2 separate regions of the Homo sapiens genome follow, and region 1 is linked to region 2. The links are chromatin loops, found by intact Hi-C in ENCODE. Cell type or tissue: endothelial cell of umbilical vein. All regions are shown on one strand. Links, peaks and the distances in the headings refer to the core of each region. The heading gives the core; the rest is flanking DNA. Region 1 has its middle 18 kb from the start of MIR3658. Region 2 holds the start of POGK (pogo transposable element derived with KRAB domain).

Region 1 (9,993 bases), core at 1,367-9,366, 920 kb after region 2:
TCCAAGCCAAGGCCCAGCCCCAGCCATGGATCCACCCCTGGTTCCTCACCCTTCTCCTGTCAAGATGGCAAACCAGATGCACCATCTAACACTTGCTGTGTATTTTTCAAATGACATTTTCCCAGTAGTGAAAACACAACATGGCACTTTAATGCAAGATGGTGGAACAAAGGAACAACTCTGGGGGGAGGCATCTCAAATCCTCAAATTCAAGGAACCACACCATATATCCCACAGAGAAGCCGGTGACGCTGCATTTCAATCAATATCCCTGAGCACGGGCTTGCCAGGTGCTTGCTGCAATACCAAGGCACACATTACAGAGGGCTGTGCTCCTAGCCTGATGGTAGAGAGAAAGAGAGGGATAAACTAAGGGTCCAGTAGACTGTTCACCAGGGGCTGCAGGGACACAAGATAAACAAAGGCTAAAGCGAAGGATAAACCCAGGGTAAGGAAAAGAGTCTTCAGTGTGTGCCCTGAATGAGATTTGGTGATGGGGGTCCAGGAGGAGAAGATCAGGTAGGGCAGTGTGTGAGCAGAGACCTGGAGATGCAAAAAGTCATGGAAGCAGAGTAGACCCATGCAGGGAGTAGTCTAGTGCATCCTGAGCAACAGAAGCTACAGCAGACACTAGTGTTTACTGAGCAATATGCTAAGCCCTGTACTGAGAGCCTGTAGGCATTCGCTCATGTGTTCCTCACCACACTGTGAGGCAGGCATTATCATGGCCCCATCATGTGGGATGAAGAAACTGAGGCTTGGAGAGCTTAAGTGACTTGTCCAAGATTATACAATTAATAAGAAGTGAAACTTGGATTTTTAAAAAATAAATGTCTTTTATTGAAATATTTTACAGAAAAGATTGCAAATCCTAAGTGTACATCTCGAGAGAGTATCACAAAGAGAACACACCCAGTAACTACCACCCAGATCAAGAAACAGAATCTTACCATTCTGAAGCCCCTCTCATGCCCCTCCCCAACCCCTTCCCTTCCCTCCTCCCCACAGTAAGAACTATCCTGACTTTTAACTCCATAGACTAGTTTTTGGAGTTGAGGTTTGCATCCAGGTCTGTGGCCAGGATCTGTAGTAGGCACAGTAATAGGTGGATGGCTGTCTGCAGTCTGATAGGGTCTGTGCAGGATTGCCAAGATTGTTTTCCCCAGCTGCATCCCATTCTGTGCTGTTCTCCTTCAATTTCCTTGGGGGGGTGGGGGCGGGGGCTTGTGGGAGACAGGTGCTAGCTCTAAAGAGGACCTCTGGAAACAAGTGAGGGAGCCACCTGTGTCCAGTGTGGAAGAGAGTCCCTTCCTGTGCTCAAGGAGCTGGCTATGCACTAGGCTGCAGTCAATGAGGTTTGCTACATCCCATCTTTAGGAAAATATGATTTAATGACAAGAATGTCCTTTTGGAGAGAGCAAATCAATAGCTCTGGGCAGTATCTTTGGACAGGTTTAGCCATATTCTCAAAGTAAAGGGTTTCAATCTGTGAAATGTGAAGAAAACTCTATAGTCATTACCAAAAAAAAAAAAAATAGACTTCAGTTAGTCAACTGGATAATAAGACTCAAGACTCACTCCCACCCCTCTATCCCACCCCCTGGCTCGTGTTCTGAAACAAAAGCAAAAAATAAGCACAAATTGTGCTGAGAAAATGATTAGCTTGGGCTCCTTTGAAGCCCTAAGTCACAAGCATCAGCCCATCTGCCGCTTGCCTTCACCCCATATTTTAGCCAAATCTTCACACGGAATTCCATGGTCCCAGGCTTTGCTGACCACTCCCCTCTCAGGAAGTCTTCTGTTTCCTCTGTCCCATCATTCAGATCAAGATGGACCTCTAACTTTCTCAAGTGGCCTCCAGCAAGATTCTGCTCTCCTTACCAGACAGTCCTGACTGGGGTGCTGTATTGCTAACTGGAAATAGCTTAAAGGGTTGTCCCTCTCGGAGGCAGCATCCTTCCTCTCAAAAGCTACTCTGAGTTTAGGGAACAGCCACCTTAAGGGAGACTTAGGCCAAGCCACAGAGACAGGTAAAATGAAATGTGGATGCTTCCATAGCATCTAAGTTGGAAATGTGCCTTTAAAATGCAGATATCAGCTGGGCGTGATGCCTCACACCTGTAATCCCAGCACTTTGGGAAGCCAAGGCAGGCGGATCACCTGAGGCCAGGAGTTTGAGACCAACCTGGCCAACATGGTGAAACCCCATCTGTACTAAAAATACAAAAATTAGCTGGGCATGGTGGTGAGTGCCTGTAATCCCAGCTACTCAGGAGGCTGAGGCAGGAGAATTGCTTGAACCTGGAGGGCAGAGGTTGCAGTGAGCCAAGATCGCACCGCTGCACTCTAGCATGGGCAACAGAGTGAAACTCTGTCTCAAAAATAATAACAATAAATAAAATGCAGATATGAATGACAAGGTCCCAAATAGGGATATTATAAGGAAACACAAACCCAGGCTAAGGGCCGAGGTGCTCACCTGCTGGTCAGGTGAACAGGGACTTCCACGGAGTAGCTCCGTGGAGAGCCGAGCACTGTAAAGATATCCAGGAGGGAGAGGGTTGGAGAACAGAACTCAGTCTTTGAGATAGCATGACATGGGGGAGGCAGCAGGGTGTAAGGGTATTGGGTTTACATTCTGCAGGCAGAAAAACACGGGTTCAAATTCCGGCTTCTCCATGTATTGCTGACGACATAATTTACTTAACATCTCCTAAAGCTCAATTCCCTTTATGGAAAGAGGGGTAATTCAATCTACCTCACAGGATTCAAATGAGGTTTAAAACAAAACAATGCATTTCAGTGACAGGCATACAGTAGAGGCTAACTAGATAAATGGTTGATGAACGAAATGAATGCGAGAAATTACAATTGCGCCCCCTGGTGAGGTTTTGAAGCCTAGCACATTGGAGAATGACAAGCACATGGGAGATAGTGTCATTACAGGATGTGTCAATGTGTCATGGCCAATACTTACACACACACACACACACACACACACACACAGTCTACCTCTGCCAGATTCTCCTTGCTGCTACAGCAGCAAATAGAAATGACCATGTATTAGTCCTTTCTCCTTATTCTCACACATACACAAATGCAACCAAGAGAAAAATCTCCACATCTAAGTGTGTCCAAAAGTCATATCCAAGTTCTGTATTATCAAATATCTATTAGCAAACTCAACAAAAATAAACGATGGAGAAAAGATTCCCTATTCAATAAATGGTGCCGGGATGACTGGCTATACATAGGTAAAAGAATAAAACTGGACTCCTACCTATCACCACATACAAACAATAACTCAAGACGGATTAACGACTTAAATGTAAGACCTCAAGCTATAAGAATCCTAAAAGAAAGCTTAGGAAATACCCTTCTCAATATTGGCCTTGGCAAAGAATTTATGACTAAGTCCTCAAATGCAACTGCAACAAAAACAAAAATTGACAAGTGGGACCTAATTAAACTAAAGAGCTTCTGCACAGCAAGAGAAACCATCGAGGAAGTAAAGAGACAACCTACAGAATGGAAGAAAATATTCACAAACTATGCATCTAACAAATGTCTAAGACCCAAAATCGATATAAAAACTTAAATCAATAAGCAAAAAGCAAATAACCTCATTAAAAGTTGACAAAAGACATGGACAAACACTTCTAAAACGAAGACATACAACCAGCCAACAAACATATGACAAAATGCTCAACAACACTAATCATCAGAGAAATGCAAATCAAAACCACAATGAGATACCATCTCTCGCCTGTCAGAGTGACTTTTGTTAAAAAGTCAAAAAATAACAGGTGCTAGCAAGGCTATGGAGAAAAGGGAACACATATGCTGTTGGCAAGAATGCAAATTAGTCTAGCCACTGTAGAGAGCAGTTTGTAGATTTCTCAAAGAAGTTAGGCTGAACTACTATTTGTCCCAGCAATCCCATTACCAGATATATGCCCAAAGGAAAATAAATCATTCTACCAAAAGGATACATGCACCCATATGTTCACTGCAGCACTATTCACAATAGCAAAAACATGGAATCAACCCAGGTGCCCAACAACAGTGGACTGGATAAAGAAAATGTGGTATATATTCGCCATGGAATACTACACAGCCATAAAAAAGAACAAAATCAGCTGGGCGCGGTGGCTCCTGCCTGTAATCCCGCACTTTGGGAGGCCGAGGCAGGCGGATCACGAGGTCAGGAGATCGAGACCATCCTGGCTAACACGGTGAAACCCCATCTCTACTAAAAATACAAAAAATTAGCCAGGTGTGGTGGCGGGCGCCTGTAGTCCCAGCTACTCGGGAGGCTGAGGCAGGAGAATGGTGTGAACCTGGGAGGCGGAGCTTGCAGTGAGCCGAGATTGCACCACTGCACTCCAGCCTGGGGGACAGAGCGACACTCCGTCTCAAAAAAAAAAAAAAAAAAATCATGTCCTTTGCATCAACATAGATGCAGCTAGAGGCCATTATCCTAAGTGAAGTAACACAGAAACAGAAAACCAAATACCACATGTTCTCACTTATAAGTGGGAGCTAAACATTGCATATACATGGACATAAAAATGCCAACAACAGACACTGGGGAATATTAGAGGAGGGACTGAGGGAGGGGCGCAGGGGCTGAAAAACTACACATTGGGTACTATGGTCTCTACCTGGGTGATGGATTCAGTCATACCCCAAACCTCAGCATCACACAATATACCTTTGTAACAAACCTGCACAGGTACCCCCAATTCTAAAATAAAGGCTGAAACAGAAAAAAAAAAATATCTATTAGCAAACCAGATGGTGCTGTTGGTGCTGTTGTTGACTGCATGATCAAATAAATCTCTAACATAAAACAGCAGAGAACAGGTTAAAACCCCCTCAGAGGAAATGCTATTCTAAAAATAGTCTCTCTTTGGTCCCCATTCCCACCCCAGCAGCCCCCTGACACATGCACATACACACACACACCAATGTGTGTGCATGGAAAGCTCACCTTAACTGAAGTTTTAAAAACACCAGTTTGATCAAATCAATAAAGACATTTTTAAAATAGACTCTGAAAGAAAATGGCCCTAAGGATCTCGCTGGGGTGTTCTTTGGCGCAGCAGGCGATAAGCATGGTGACTGACATTTCCAGTCTTTCCTCCTCCCCTCTCATGCCACCAATCATGAACAGGCACTTTAAGTCTCCCATCACCTTGAGAAGGGGTCAGTCTCCTTTCCTCAAGCATGAGAGAAGATGGCAAAGCTCTCTCTACCATTCAGTTCCTTTATTGGTCCTGAAAAGTGAGTGACAGTGGCTTTTCTTCTCGGAAGCTTATCTCAGGGGTTAGAGCAGCATCATACCACACCCATTCTTAATCTCCTCTTCCTCAGGGTCCCTGCCCGGAAAAGGAAAGTGCCCCTCTCCACAGTCTGGAGCATAACCCTCCCACAGGGCCACCCTTCTTGGATGCCAGGCTGACACCTCCCCAGAGAGTGTCAGAGCACAATGTTCAGCCCAACACTTTAATGACACTGCTGTTTCCTGGCTCTCAGATTTGTCCGAAACTGCCTGGTATACCTCGGCTTACTGTGGGTCTCCTCTTCTGGAAGAGTGTACATTCTAGTTAATTCAGTAAATGCCCATGGTGCACCCAAACTTCCTAGACTCTGAGGGCATTTTAGGGAAATTTATATTAACAATTATTTTAAAGCTTCATAAATATATGGCACTTATGAATTTTCAAAAGTACTTTGATCTTCATTACTTTGCTTAAATCTGACACAATCCTATGAGGTAGAAAGGACTTGATATTATCATCCCTAAATAAAGAGATTAAAGATTAGAGAGTGGTTAGTCCAGGGTTATGCAAATAGTCTACTGCAAAGCCTGGGTGGTCTCTGGCAGGCAACAGTAAAGCCATATGCACATGAAACAGGTGTATGAAGAGGTGGGTGAGACTGAGACTGAGAGGGTGGATGGTGCAGGTCCTGTAAGTTTCCTTCTCACAGACTGACCAATCTGAGTTCTACAGGAAAGCCACCCACAGTTCCTCCTTGTTGAGACCCCCTAGATCTAGGAGTTGGGATTGTACCTCTTTGTGCACATTCCATTCTGCCTTGTACAAGAGTTGTGTCTATATGTGAGGGGCCACTGGCCATTTATGAGGTCCTGGAAGGCAGGGAGGGCTTGGCACAGTACCTGGCACATGATAGGTGCTCTCTAGTGTGTTTGAATTGACCGTCCTCCAGCTGTTCTGAAGGTTAAAACAGGACTTTGCTGTGCTGTGGCTCATTCTCACCCTCTAGTGGCCACTTTTAAGAATAACGGACCACAGATGGAGCTGAGCTTCCAAAGCCAATCAGGAGGCACTGCCATGCCTAGGCCACAGTCCACCTTCTGGTCAGGAGAAACTCAGTTATCAATGGAACTCTTTAAAAATACATGTGCATCTCGGGCCGGGCGCGGCGGCTCACGCCTGTAATCCCAGCACTTTGGGAGGCCGAGGCGAGTGGATCACGAGGTCAAGAGATCGAGACCATCCTGGCGAACATGGTGAAACCCCGTCTCAACTAAAAATACAAAAATTAGCTGGGCGTGGTGGTGCGCGCCTGTAATCCCAGCTACTCGGGAGGCTGAGGCACGAGAATCGCTTGAACCCGGGAGGCGGAGCTTGCAGCGAGCCGAGATTGCACCACTGCACTCCAGCCTGGCGGCAGAGCGAGACTGCATCTCAAAAAAAAAAAAAAACAAAACAAAAAAACGTGTGCATCTCTGCTAGCGAGGCGTCTGGCTCTAAAGCAAAAGTCAAATAAGGAAATCAGCCAACTGTTTATCAGGCACTGACTACGTGGCAAGTACCCTGCCAGGACACATGAGATACAGGAAACACAGTTGCTGACCGTAAAGGAGCCCACAATTTAATGTGAAGTAACACTCCACCGCCCAGGCATCCCAGCATGCTTCACATACAAAGAACAATGGAAGTTTTAGAACTCCAAGCAACATTTGATGCTGTGAACAAAGCAGAATTTCTCTGGAGGAGAAAGTTTGAAAAAACCAATGAGACACTTTTTTTTTTTTCATTATCATGGTTCAGATAACCAGAAAACCTTCCTGCTACAAAATACCTACAAGTTCCACATAAAATACAAAAAAGATAATAATAATGAAGTCCTGCTTAATGCATAGCTGAGCATATAAGAAAATGACATTAGACAAGGGCCAAGAATAGCAATTTAAAACATTAGTATAAAACACAATCAAAAATCAACAAGCAGATTTGGACTATAATGAAATGGTTTTTCTAAAAGCCAAAAATATGGTCACTGAAATTAAAAACTTGGTAAGTTTTAAACAGCAAACTAAACATGGGTGAAGAGCGAGTAACTAAATTGGAAATGATCTAAGGAGCTTAGCTACAATGTAGCTTGAGAGATAAAAAGATTAAAAATAAGGCAGGGCACAGTGGTACATATCAATAATCCCATCACTTTGGGAGGACAAGATGGGTAAATCGCTTGAGTCCAGGAGTTCGAGACCAGCCTGGGCAACATAGTGAAACCCCATCTCTACAAAAAATACAAAAATTAACCGGTCATGGCGGCTCACGCCTGTGGTCCCAGCTACTTAGGAGGCTGAGGTGGGAGGATCACTTGAGCCCAGGAGGTTGAGGCTGCAGCAAGCCATGATCACTCTACTGCATTTCAGCCTGGGCTATAGAGTGAGACCCTGTCTCAAACAAACAAACAAACAAAAAACAGATTAAAAATAAAATAAGAGAGTAAGAGACTTAGAAGAAAGAGCAAAAGGTCCTATGTACATGGAACCACAGATCAAAAGATAGAAAACAGAGAGAAAAGTGAGAAGGCAACATTAGAAAAGATAATAGCTATAAATTTTCTAGAATAGATGAAACACATAGAACTCGCCTTCAGGAAGCACATGCCCTAAGTAGGGTAAATAAAAATAAATCCACATTTCAACACATCATAAGAAATTGCAAAACATCAAAGAGAAATCTTTTTAAAAGACAGAAAACAGAAGACCAATCTATCCAAAATGTTGAGAGAAACAGCTAAATTATAACTCAAGAATGAGGGTAAAAAAAGGCATTTTCCAACAAAGAGTGTCCCACTAATAATTCTGACAAATAATTATGAAAAAAATGTGTGTTATGAAGAAAACTGAATCCATAACCAAGATTGACAATGCAAAATAAAATAGTGAACAAAGTCATTAGTAATAATCTGGGAAAATCTAAATGAGCACTGACAGGATAAAACAGTAATCGTAACTAATGTCAAGAATATAAAAGCAAGGTGGAACTATAATACTTAACATCAATAACATGTAAGATAGACAGAGTGGTCAGAGTTTAAGCTTTCAAAGCTTTCATATTGTTTAGGAAGAGGAGAGAAATACTGATTAAATTCAGATTTTGTCAACTATCCATGTCAATTTTAAAAGATGGCCACTAAAGTAAGAAAAATATAATGTGTGTAATTTTCAACCCTAAAAAGAGGATAAAAGTGAACATAAAAAATCTCAACTTTTGGTTAAACAGGATAGGTTGAACCACTGTTTTCTCTCTGCTGTCTTCTAACACCACTCTAAAAATAGTGAATTTAGCAAGATTGCAGAATAAAAGACCAATATATAAAAATCAATTGTATTCTTATATGCTTGCAATAAACAATCGTTAAGTTGGACTTCTAAAAAAATACTATTCACAATAGCATCATAAAATATAAAATATGTAGGGATACATCTGATAAAAGATATTTAAGACTTATACATTTAAAACAATAAAACATTGCTGAGACACTTTTAAAGACCAAAATAAATGGATAGATATATCTTGTTCATAAATCAAAAGACATAACACTGTTAAAATGTCAGCTGTCCCCAAATTGATCTATGGATTCAACACCATCCCAATTAAAGTCCCAGCATTTTTTGTAGAAATTGACAAGCTGATTCTTTAAAATTTATATAGAAATGCAAAGAACTCAGAACTGCCAAAACGATTTTGACAAAAAATAAAGTTGGAGAGCTGACACTACTAGATTTCAAGATTTATTATAAAGCTACAGTAATTAAGACAGTGTGGTATAGATGTCAAGATAGACAAATCAATGGAACAGAGTCTAGAAACAGACCCACATATATGGACAAATGACTTTTTCACAAAGGAGCAAAGGCAATTCAAAAGAGAAAGGACAGTCTTCAATTATGGTGCTAAAACACATGGATAGCACATGTAAAATAATGATATTACCTCACACCATCTTAAAAAATTAACTTACCAGGTGCAGTGTTTCAGGCCAGTAATGCCAGCGCTTTGGGAGGCTGAGGCAGAAGGATTGCTTTAGCTCAGGAGTTTGAGACCAGCCTAGACAACATAGCAAGACCTTGTCTCAAAAACTCAAAAACTTAGCCAGTCATTGTGTTGCACAGCTGCAATCCCAGGTACTCAGGAGGCTGAGGCAGGAGAATCACTTGAGCCCAGGAGGTCAAGGCTGCAGTGAGCCATAATTGCGCCACTGTACTCCAGCTTGGGTGACAGAATGAAAAAAAATAAAAAAAAAACCCACCTAAAACTATAAAACTTTTAGAAGACAACACAAGAGAAAAACTTTTGTGGCTGGGAGTGGTGGCTCACACCTGTAATCCCAGCACTTTGGGAGGCAAAGGGAAGCAGATCACTTGAGGTCAGGAGTTCAAGACCAGCCTGGCCAACATAGTGAAACCCGTTTCTACTAAACATACAAAAATTAGTAGTGGTGGTGGGTGCCTGTAATCCCAGCTACTCAGGAGGCTGAGGCAGCAGAATTGCTTGAACCTAGGAGGTGGAGGTTTCAGTGACCCGAGATCATGCCACCGCACTCTAGCTGGGGCAACAGAGCGAGATTCCGTCAAAAACACACACACATACACACACACACACACACACACACACACACACACACAAAAAAAAAAAAAAAAAAAAAAACACTGGCTGGGCATGG
Region 2 (9,993 bases), core at 1,241-9,240:
CCGGGCGGGGTGAGTTGGGTTTGTAAATCTGAATAGGATCACTGCCCTCCGTGGGATCTTTGTGGGTTTCCAGGGCACTGCATTTCCAAGGGTACTAACCAAAGTGTTAGACTTGGAACCCACAGCTGCCCAGGGAGGAGCCACTGAGAGAAGGGGCCCTATTTGGCCTTTCCAATCCACAAGAGCATGAAGAGGAAGAAAGAAGGGCTAATTACAGCTTAATATATGTAATGAGATGCCAGAGCAAACTCATTCACTTTGATCCTGGACCAGGTAGGCAGAAAGCCCAAAGGACTGCATCCCTCCCCTGTTCCTCTGCTTCCTGGCCCAGCACCAGGGGGCTCCTCAGTAGCCCAAGGCAGCCAAGCCACCCAAACCAACCTCCTCTTTTTGTTTTTAACTGTATTTCTTATTACAGTCATTAAAAATCCTACTCCAAAGCTCATCCTATTTAGTGATAAGAAGGCACTGGATGGCTTGTTTCAGGCTGGTTATTTTGTATTCTTGCCTTCAAAGCTATTTCCCAAAGCTGTATCTTGGGTCTGGGTGATTATGATACTGTTTTTCCTTAGCTTAGAAAATTAGTGTCCATATGCTATATAGCCTGCAGCCACTTCAGGGGTCAGGCCAACAGTCACTTACATACATTGGCCTTTCCTCCCTGACCCAAGGAAGCCCCCTTGTTCTCTCCCCACCTCCACAGCACCTCATACATAGGAAGCACGTACTAGGAAAGGGCCTGTAACTGCTTCATTTATTCCCTGCAATGGGCCTGTGGAGGAGTAGATACGCCTATTTTTTTTTTTTTTTTTTGAGATGGAGTCTTGCTCTGTTGCCCAGGCTGGAGTGCAGTGGCACGATCTTGGCTCACTGCAACCTCTGCCTCCTGAGTTCAAGCCATTCTCCTGCCTCAGCCTCCCTAGTAGCTGGGATTAGAGGCACAAGCCACCATGCCCCTACTTAATCAAGGAGAATATGGGCTTGGAGAGGTCTCATTTCCAGGCTAATGTCATAGCCAATAAATGGTGGGGTTGCGTTTTGGGGCCACCACCGCCTGACCCCAAGGATCCAGCAATACCGAGCACAGCTGCCTCCCTGATGACTAACCCTCAACTCTCCCCAGCTCTGTGCTCCACTTGTACTCAGCTGTGTGCAGTTCCCTGAACAACCATTCCCCAACGCCCCCACACCTTGGCCCATATTCTCCCCTGGCCTTGGAGGGCCTCCCCTTTCTTGGTCTGGCTGACACCCACCCATCTTCCAGGACTCAGCCCAAAATCCCTGCTCCCGAGGAAGCCCACTCTGTGCCACGCTGTGAGCACACCCACATGTCCCTGAAATGTCCTGGGCTCCACACTCCCGGGGCACTCATCACACTGCAGAATTCTTTTGGTTGACTTGTCTGCTCCCTCCACTAGAATCTGAGCTTGTTGAAAGCAGGACCTGTACTTACTCCTTTTTGCTTCCCTAAGCCGAGGACACTTCCTGTAGCTAGTAGTCACTGAAAAATGTGCTTTTGAATATACGATCTAGGCAAATCTCTGGATTTCCCTTCTCTTGTTCTACTTGGAACTGTTTCAAAGAATCATTAAATTTTATCTGTCATAAAACCAAACCTACTCTTTGGAGTAAGAATGGACAAACATCCCTAAGTGTGAAATATGAGGAGGTAAAATGGATTCGTCTTCAGGCTTTCCTCAGACTTCCTCACCCTGGAAAGCCAGTCAGCCCAGGAATTTTCCACCCTACTCCTTTCCCAATTCCCAGGCTTTTAAAGAACTGTCTCTTTGGCCTTTTTTTCTCCCTGGGAAGTTCCAGATCTAGGTCATACCTATTTATAGTCCCTTTCCCTTTGCTGATAAAATGGGAACAGGACTGTCTATGCCTGTCATTTCAGAGGGGCCATCAATACTCTTAGGGGGGGTAACATATTCTAGGCCTGGTAAAAACATCAGGTACCAGGAGCCCTGAAGCTGCAGGAAGAAAGCTGGGGGCTGGTGCAGGATTCATCTCTTCCTATTAATGACTGAGCCACGGAGGATCTTCAAACAAGCCCACATTATGCTCCAGAGGCACAGTGTAGTGGCTTAGACATTCTCCTCACAGCAAGCCTCTGTGAGAATGGAGCGATCCTTCAGCCAGGCCCTGCTGCGCAGGCCTCCCCTCGCTCCACAGAGGCCTTTTATCTGGCTCAACATAGCAGAAGGTAAACAGGGCCGGCCCCGGGCAAAACTGAGAAGTCAGGCAGTCTGTGTACCACCTCCAGACACCCCTCCTTGGCCTTGCAGGTAGGGACCTTCAGTCCCTGCCCTCCTCCCTTTCCTCAGAAGATCAAGGGCTCACTGGATAAGTGTTCTTCCTCTAGCTTGTGTGCACTGCCTTGCTCTGCTCAGGAAGTTGGCATTCCAATGCTATCTCAAAGGGTAAATGTTGTAAAGTGCTTACACCTTGCACAGCCTCGCTAAAGCCTTGCAGCCACCCAGCAAAGACGCAGGGATCTCGGGGGAAGGGGTTGGGGTAGTTTGTACTGATCCACTGATGGAGTGCCTGCTATGGGCCAAGCACTGTATAGGACACTCAATCATATAAATATATTCTCTCACTGAATCCGCTAAACTAGGGACATGGGGATCACTACCTCACTTTTATGGGTAAGGAAACAGAGTGGTTAAGTAACTTGTCCAAGGTCACAGAGCTAGAAAGTCTGATGCCAAAGCTTTGCTTTCTTAGCAGGCCACTCAGGCCTTAGCATGGTGGCTGTAGAGAGCCTGAGGCCTCCCTTAGAAAGATGGGCTAAGGCCTCATTCCACAGAGCTAAGGAGAAAGCTCAAACTCGCTGGCGTAGCACTGCATGTCCTCCTGGCTGGCTCTGGCCCCTGGCCTGGCCTCCTATACCTGATCCCCTTCCACTCCCTGCCATGAGTTTCAGGTTCCAGCTGCAGGAGCTGCTCCTAACTCTGCACCCAAGCTCCTCTCCTCAGTGCTTTTGCCTGTGCTGTCCTCTTGCCTGGAATGCAACCCCCTTCCCTTCCCTTGGCTGATTCCATAATGACTAAGACTCAGTTCAAAGCACATTTTTTATTTTTTCTACTTAAAATTGTATTTCTATTTCAATTCTATGGAATTTTATCCTAATATATTATCATAGTTCTTATGCTTGAAAAGCTTTCACTGATCACCCTAACATAATTCTCTATAACCAAAATACATATTTTAAAAACAGATTCTTTTCTTCTAATGCTCTAGAGCAGGGTTTCTCAACCTCAGCACAACTGACATTTTGGGCCAGTTACCTCTTTGTTGTGTGTGTATGTGTGTGTGTGTGTGGTGGTGGGGGGGCATCCTGTGCACTGTAGATATCTAGCAGCTCCCCTGGCTTCTATCCACTAGATGCCAGGAGGATCTCCCAGTCCCCAACGCACCCCCACCAAGTCAGACCAACAAAAGTGTTTCCAGATATTGCCAAATATCCAGGGGTGGGGAAAGGGGGTAGTGTTTCTAGATGTTGCCAAATGTCCAGGGGTGGGGGCAAAATTGCTCACTGCTCAAGATTAGGCCTTGTCCAGGAAGCCCCGGAGTTCTCAGCCTGAATGAGGCATCCCCTCATCTTGGCTCCTGGTGCATCCTTGCAGACTTCCACCACTGCACTCTGCACACTGTGCTTACTATTACTTATGTTTACTTTCCTGCCTTGCTCACAAGACTGGAAATTCCATCAGGAAAAGAGTCTCTCTTTACGCCCAGCACTGTGCTTGGTAACTGTGGATGGATGGCTGATTGCCTGGAGGCCACAAATGCCCAATCCCCAGCACCACCAGCTGCTGGACTCCCTCCTCCAGCCCTTCTGGTTACTTCCTTCTTTTCCCACCTAAGCATGGTTGGTCTTCATCTTGCTCCTTCCTCACTGTCCCAACATTCACTTTCATTGCACCTGTTCTCCAAGGCTCTCCATTTAGATGTTCTGGGTTGACCAATCTAGCCTCAAAGCCCTGAGTTTTGACTGCCTTGAGTTCTTGTTCCAGGCTAAATAGACCTGACGCCTGCTTGGATCAGAATTGGGAAGAAGGATGTGGTGGGCAAAGAACACTGATGAGACAAAGGCAGCGCGGTGTCCACAGCTAGACTGGCAAACTGAGAGCCTGTGGTTGCACTGTTTTTTTTTTTTTTAAATTAAGGTATAGCATACATATGGTAAAATGCATTACTTTTAAGGGTGCAGCTCAGGAGACCTGTTTTGAAGAACAAATGTCAGTGTTCATGTGTAACCTTAGGGCAAGGCAGATAATCTTTCTGCATCCCAGTTCTCTCCTCTGGTAGGGAACAATTTAGAAGTACCATGCTTGTATGGATAGGGGCTCTTCATGGAAGCAAAGGATACTATGTATACTGACAATGTTTATACACAACGGAAAATAAGCAGAGAAAAGGAATGTCAATTTGTTGCTTATTTAAAATGTTTACTATTCATGCCTAATTACCACGAAGTCCAGTAACTACGGTGAATAACTATCTGTAACTATAAGTATCTACTGCATTTGCATTTGTATAAACCGACCTCTATCATACTATTCTGCGTGTATACCCTGAATCTCTGTATTCCCTGCTGCCCACCATTTCTATCCAGGTCAGCTGGACAGGCAGCTCTCCTGTGTCAACTGTGGTAAGAGGTGCTCACACAGAACCAACTAGCCTAACCTCTCATGTCAACCCAATGACTCGAGTCTTATTTAAAATGGTTCCCTTCAACCAGCAGTAAGTCAACAAACATTTACTTGGTGCCTACAATGTGCCTGGCATCAAACGCAGTGCAGGATAAGTGGGTGAACGAGAGAGACAAGGTCCTGGCTTCTAGGACTTCCAATTGAACGATGACAAGCTACATGGCTGAGGGACTGTTTCCATAACACCTCCTCCATTCTTTGCACTGCCTTTTAAAGCCACAGAGCTGTTTTCTCAGGAATGCAAACACACCGGGCTGGGCTATTTTTACTTCCCACGTCTGTCTGAGGAGGAGACTTAAAGCAAGCTGGGCTCTCAGGCCTGCATCTGCTGGCTGTGTGGACTCCACACCTTCTTACTTACCCATCCGCCCTCAGAGCAGATTCGTACTTTCTGCATGTCTGCCGGGCCGTCCTCTAGTTCCCGGCTCTGAATCTCTTCTTCCTCTTCCTCTTCTTTCAGGCTCAAATTGAGAGGGTAGGCTGTGGACTCCATCTCTGCAAGCAAGATTCAGGTTCAGAAAAACCAGGTGTCACTGTGACCTCCCCAAAGCCTATGATGGGGGAGGCTGAGCCACATACAAACCTCTTTAGCCCCAAGCACTGTTCCCGCTGGAGGGAAGTAAGGAAACAAGAGTCGGCCAGGAAGCTACAGGGTGACATGTTTAATTATGATAAGAGAGGCTGTGGGTAGATAACGTATCTGGCTGCCTTCAAATATTTAAAAAGCTATCTGGGGAAGAGAACCCAGACTGGTTTGTAGAGACTGGACGGCAGAACAGAGGCCGGCCAGTGGATAAATACTCCTGGAAAAGGTTTTAAGCAGTGAGAAAGGCAGTACTTTCTCACAGCCAGTGCCACCCAAACAGGAATCAGAGGCAGGGGAAAGGTGCTGATTTCCTATCAGTGAAGGTGTCTGAACACAGATTGGACACTTACTCAACTGGAATGGGTGCTAGAAGCCAGTTAAGCATGGGCGGAGCGGTTGGCTCAGTAGGCCCATTGCCTGGATTTTCCAAATTCAAAGGTTCTGTCCACGAGCTGGTTCAGAAAATAGGGTCATTCTACCTTAAGGGACTTTGCAAACGCAGGAGTCAGTGAAACATAGTGAGGGTTATGCCTGGATACCCAAAAAGGTGCAGAAATCGGCTGGGGCCCACCCCGACAGGGAAATAACCCATTGCCTCTGGGCTGCAAATTCTCTATTCGCTGACTCTTGGCCAGTACAAAGGGCCGCACTCCTGCCCTCTATGGGCGCGGGCAATTCCTAGGTGTGGAGTGCGGATGCATCTTGAGGGCTGCATCGGGGAACCTCCAAAGAAAAGATCCCTCTGGAGTTCAAAGTCGGTTCCTTCGATATTTCCAAAAAAGATAGGCGAACGCGGCATGGATGGGTCTAGGCTTCAGATGCCTGCAGCTGGGGCCCGAACTTGGCGGCGGTCTCCCTGCCGGCTCCGGGGCAGAGGTGGGAGGGGCCGCCTCCCCGCGCTAAGGTGCCGCAACCAGGGCCGCCGCCCGCCCTGCCCCGCCTGCGCCACCGCCGCCGCGCCCCCGGGCGCGTTCGGATTTCTCCAGCCATCTTGCCCCATTTCCCTTTCTCCGCGGAACCGCGCCGGGAGCGCTTCCGCTGCCCCCTCCGCCCGGCCCGCCTCCCCACCTGGCCCCCTCCCGGCCCCAGCGCACCTGCCGGGCGGCGAGAGCCGGCGCCGCCCGCCTCCCCGGCGGGCCCGCAACAAAGGCGGCGGCGGCGGCGGCGCAGCCTCGGCGCCCCCGCCTCTGCCGCGGCCCAGCCGCCCGGGACCCGGGGGAGGGGCCGCGCCGCCGCCGCCCCCGCCCGCGCGCACTCACCGCCGGGCCCAGCGGCCAGGGCGCGGGGTGGGGACGCGAGGGCTCCGGCCCGGCTGTCACAGCGCCATCCTTTCCGCCTCTCCGTCCTCCCGTGCGCGCGGCCCCTCGGGAGGGAGCGGGGAGGACACGTGGTGGGAGGAGGGAGGGTCCGGCCCGGAGCTGAGGGTGTTGGGAGGCGAGGGGAGGAGCGCGGCTGATGTCAGCAGGCCTCGGCGGCGCCGGGGGACGGCGCCCGCGCGAGCTCCGGGGCCCTCCTCTAGGCGCGGCTTCCGGCCGGTCCGGGCAGTCCCTGGCGGGCCTGGGTAGCCGTGCCCTCGGCCTTCCCCGCCCCGCCCGATGCAGGCCGCTTCCAGTGCTGCGTGTGACCTCGGCGTGGACGAGGCAGGAAGAGCCCAGATTGATTTTAACCGAGCGTAGCGTGGGCGCACAGTTCCATGTGCTCATTTGCAGTCACCAGCGGGTTGCACTTGCTTGGACGAGCTCTCCAGGCGTTCTCGCCGTGCTTCAGGCAATGAAAGGCTAGACCGGCAAGAGCGTGTAGGGGCATGAGGAGGGGTCTTTGGGGAAGAGTATTCGTATTCTGGCAGCGGGCTCCTGTCCAGAACTTCGTCATATACATGGAGAAGGAACTTCCTGATTTTTGTAGCTGTTGCTTAATATCCCAAGCATGTAATTCCTTGGATGAAGTGGGTGTATAGAAGGACCTTTCTTCTCCAAAACGTCCAAAGGAGTTGTTTACTCTCAGCTCTGTGGGCAATACAACAAAAGTGACCTGAGAAGCCCTGAAGCCCTTTTCATTCCAGAAAAAGATTCTGGGTATGGGTTTTTGTTGAGAACTTGTTGAAGAAAAAATTATTCTGACACTTGTTAAAACAGTAAGGAAGACTTTATACAGGGTTATTGCTATAGGTGTAAAGATGATCACACTGGGGGGAGAGATGAGGTCTAACACGGAATACAGTAAGGACAGCTGGGGATGTATAGCCAAGGAGCAGAACGAAGGGGTCAGTAGATGGAAAGTTACTGATACGAGACATCAAGCACCTAGAGGGATTCTTGCTGAACCCACTTAACAGGATTCTTGCTGAAGGCAGGCTAGGGCGATCAGATATCAAGGGTGGGGGAATGAGAAATTTGATCAGATATCCAGGGTGATCAGATATCAAGGGTGGTGATTTCTCTCTAACCTAACTTAGCAGGGTTCTTGCTAAAATAGAGCTGGGCAGGCCAAAGGTTCGGGGTGAGTGGTCAGGGGACCAGGGTGGAGGCCTGCTGAAGAAGAGGACTTAAGCCTGATTAAACTTTGGTCAAGGAAAGAGTCCGTCAAACTCTTCAGATTGTCTCTGAGACCTGAATATCTGTTGGAAAAGACCTGTCTTTCCAAGTTTTTGTGGCCACTACTACTTACATGTGAATTTTACTTCTCTCAGTCATGGGAGAGGTCACTGTGCACTGTGCTCTTAACACGTAAAATGTAGCATGACATAACGTACACATCTTGGAAGTGCAATCACGGTGACAACCCAAGACCGTAGAAGATCTAATCTGTGGGTGGAAAAGATCGTTCAAATATTGGGAGGGAGGCTAGAATTTACTTTTTTGTTTTAATGAACAATTATTTTTGTGTAAAAGTAAGTATTTGTAGAACAGGAGTGACATGTTAGTTTGAATTGATTGACATTGCCCTCTTAATTTTTCTGAGGAAATGGCAGATTCAAACAGAAAGTGAGGAGGACATTAGGAAGGGAGAAGAGTAATAGGGATGTTGCTGGCACCCCAGCATCTTAGAAAAGAAATTAATACAGTTTTGAGATAGACACACACACACACACACACACAGACACACACACACGAAAAACCCTACTATGTTAGAGTTTTAGTCTCTGAGAGCCCTAATGTTCTCATGGGCTTGGATTAGGTGTCCCTGGGAAGAAATTAAGAGTGACCCACCCGAATTCTTGACTTTGAGCCCACAGCCCCATGATCTCAATTACTGTTAGAGGATCTTAGAGGATCCACCTTTTTACGGGTCTGTAATTGCTAACAAGACTTACTCTAGGAGCAACGTGCTGGCCTAGGCACAATACACTACAGACTCATGTTTAAGTGGTTTTCTAAGTCATTGTGCTTCTCTTTGCTGGTGTTTCATCTGCAAAAAGAGAGTTGAACCATATATTGTCCTAACATTCTCTCAGCTCTGTTATTGTTCCCATTCTCCATAAGACTTTATCTGAGTCTGAATGGGGAGTGATTGAAGCCAGTCTTTGAGACAGTGCATTACTCTGGTAATTCAATAGGATGAGTTTCTCTTAGTTGGTGGCTAATATCAGCCGAACATCCATTTAATCAACATAATAGTTCTTTAATGATGCTGTTGGTCTGACTTCATCCTTCCTCCTATTGAATTATTATAGTACCCAAACTATAGGAATTCCAAAGAGCCTCAAATTTTACAAAATACTCATTTCTAACTGTAGTGTTCCCTGGTGAATACACATTTCTGATTTCCTTCAGCAGAGGCCCCATGGCCAGGTCAATATAGCCACGGGCCCACATACGTCTGTTCCTCGGGGACCGCTGTAGACTGAAGTAATAGTCTTGGTACTTTGTGTCCCTGTGGTAGTGTTATAAGCCACACCTTTGCTGAAGTGTCATGTGCAGAATGTACTTCAATGCACCTTCACTTGGCCTGCTTCTATGGTGAGCTTCAGCCAATGGAATGTGGGAGGAAGTGACTGTGTGTGAGTCCTGAGTCCTAAGAGGCCTCAGAAGTTTCTCTTTGCACCTCTGGGAGCTTTTGATCTCTGCTATGACAAAAGCATGCTTAAGTAGTCACTGCCCCTCCAACTTAGGCATCAGAAGGAGGCATGTGTTACAGAGCTATCCTTGCTAATATGAAGACCAGTGACCATTAGAAGAGATTATTGTTGTTTTAAGCTACTGAGTTCTGGGGTGCCTTGTTATAGAGCAATTTTAAGGGTGTAGCTTATTGAGATGATGACAAGAGGCAACCTTGGCCTTAGGGCTCCCAGTCTTGGCCCTCAAGGAGTTGCTCTGAAGCAGGAGAAGGAGAATTGACCATTTTGTGGTACATATCCTCAGGTATGTGGACAAGGAAATCCTAGATGGGGAGGAAAGGAGGAGAGAACCAAATGGGGAAGGAGCATCACTGCTGACTGTATCTTTCTCTTTCCTGGGATTCTGGCACTTCAGAGGAAGAGCAAGATATGAGCCCTAGCCCTAGAAATTACCCCATAAGAAGCCAGGCATGCTGGCTTGTATCTGTAATCCCAGCTACTCAGGAGGCTGTAGGAGGATTGCTTGAGGCCAGGAGTTCAAAACCAGCCTGAGCAACATAGTGAGACCCTATCTGTTTTCAAAAATATTACCCAATAAAGCCAGAAGTTATTCCTGGGACATCTTGATA

The links. A loop is a pair of places that touch in the nucleus more often than their neighbours do. Peaks named below come from ENCODE experiments on the same cell type or tissue, not always from the same donor. Only the 100,000 strongest peaks of a DNase experiment are listed, where the experiment ranks them.
Region 1: a loop joins it to region 2, with 5 times the contacts of the local background. A loop is called at or near these places in 5 of 110 quality-filtered maps.

What each region holds. Positions count from the first base shown.
Region 1 is chr1:165,921,169-165,931,161 of GRCh38, reverse strand. No RefSeq gene overlaps it. Among named protein-coding and RNA genes, the nearest start is that of MIR3658, 18 kb to the right of the region's middle. RefSeq lists a silencer at 2,780-2,889. In endothelial cell of umbilical vein, for the core only: CTCF peaks have their summits at 2,868 (motif pointing left) and 6,299 (motif pointing left); a DNase peak (open chromatin) is centred at 6,281.
Region 2 is chr1:166,836,178-166,846,170 of GRCh38, reverse strand. It overlaps POGK (pogo transposable element derived with KRAB domain), which reads right to left and starts at 6,696. Exons shown (of 6, transcript NM_017542.5): 1 at 6,567-6,696; 2 at 5,083-5,216. The coding sequence starts at 5,214. RefSeq lists silencers at 6,171-6,410, 6,511-6,940. In endothelial cell of umbilical vein, for the core only: a CTCF peak has its summit at 6,001; DNase peaks (open chromatin) are centred at 5,390 and 6,790; H3K4me3 peaks cover 2,292 bases; H3K27ac peaks cover 1,061 bases.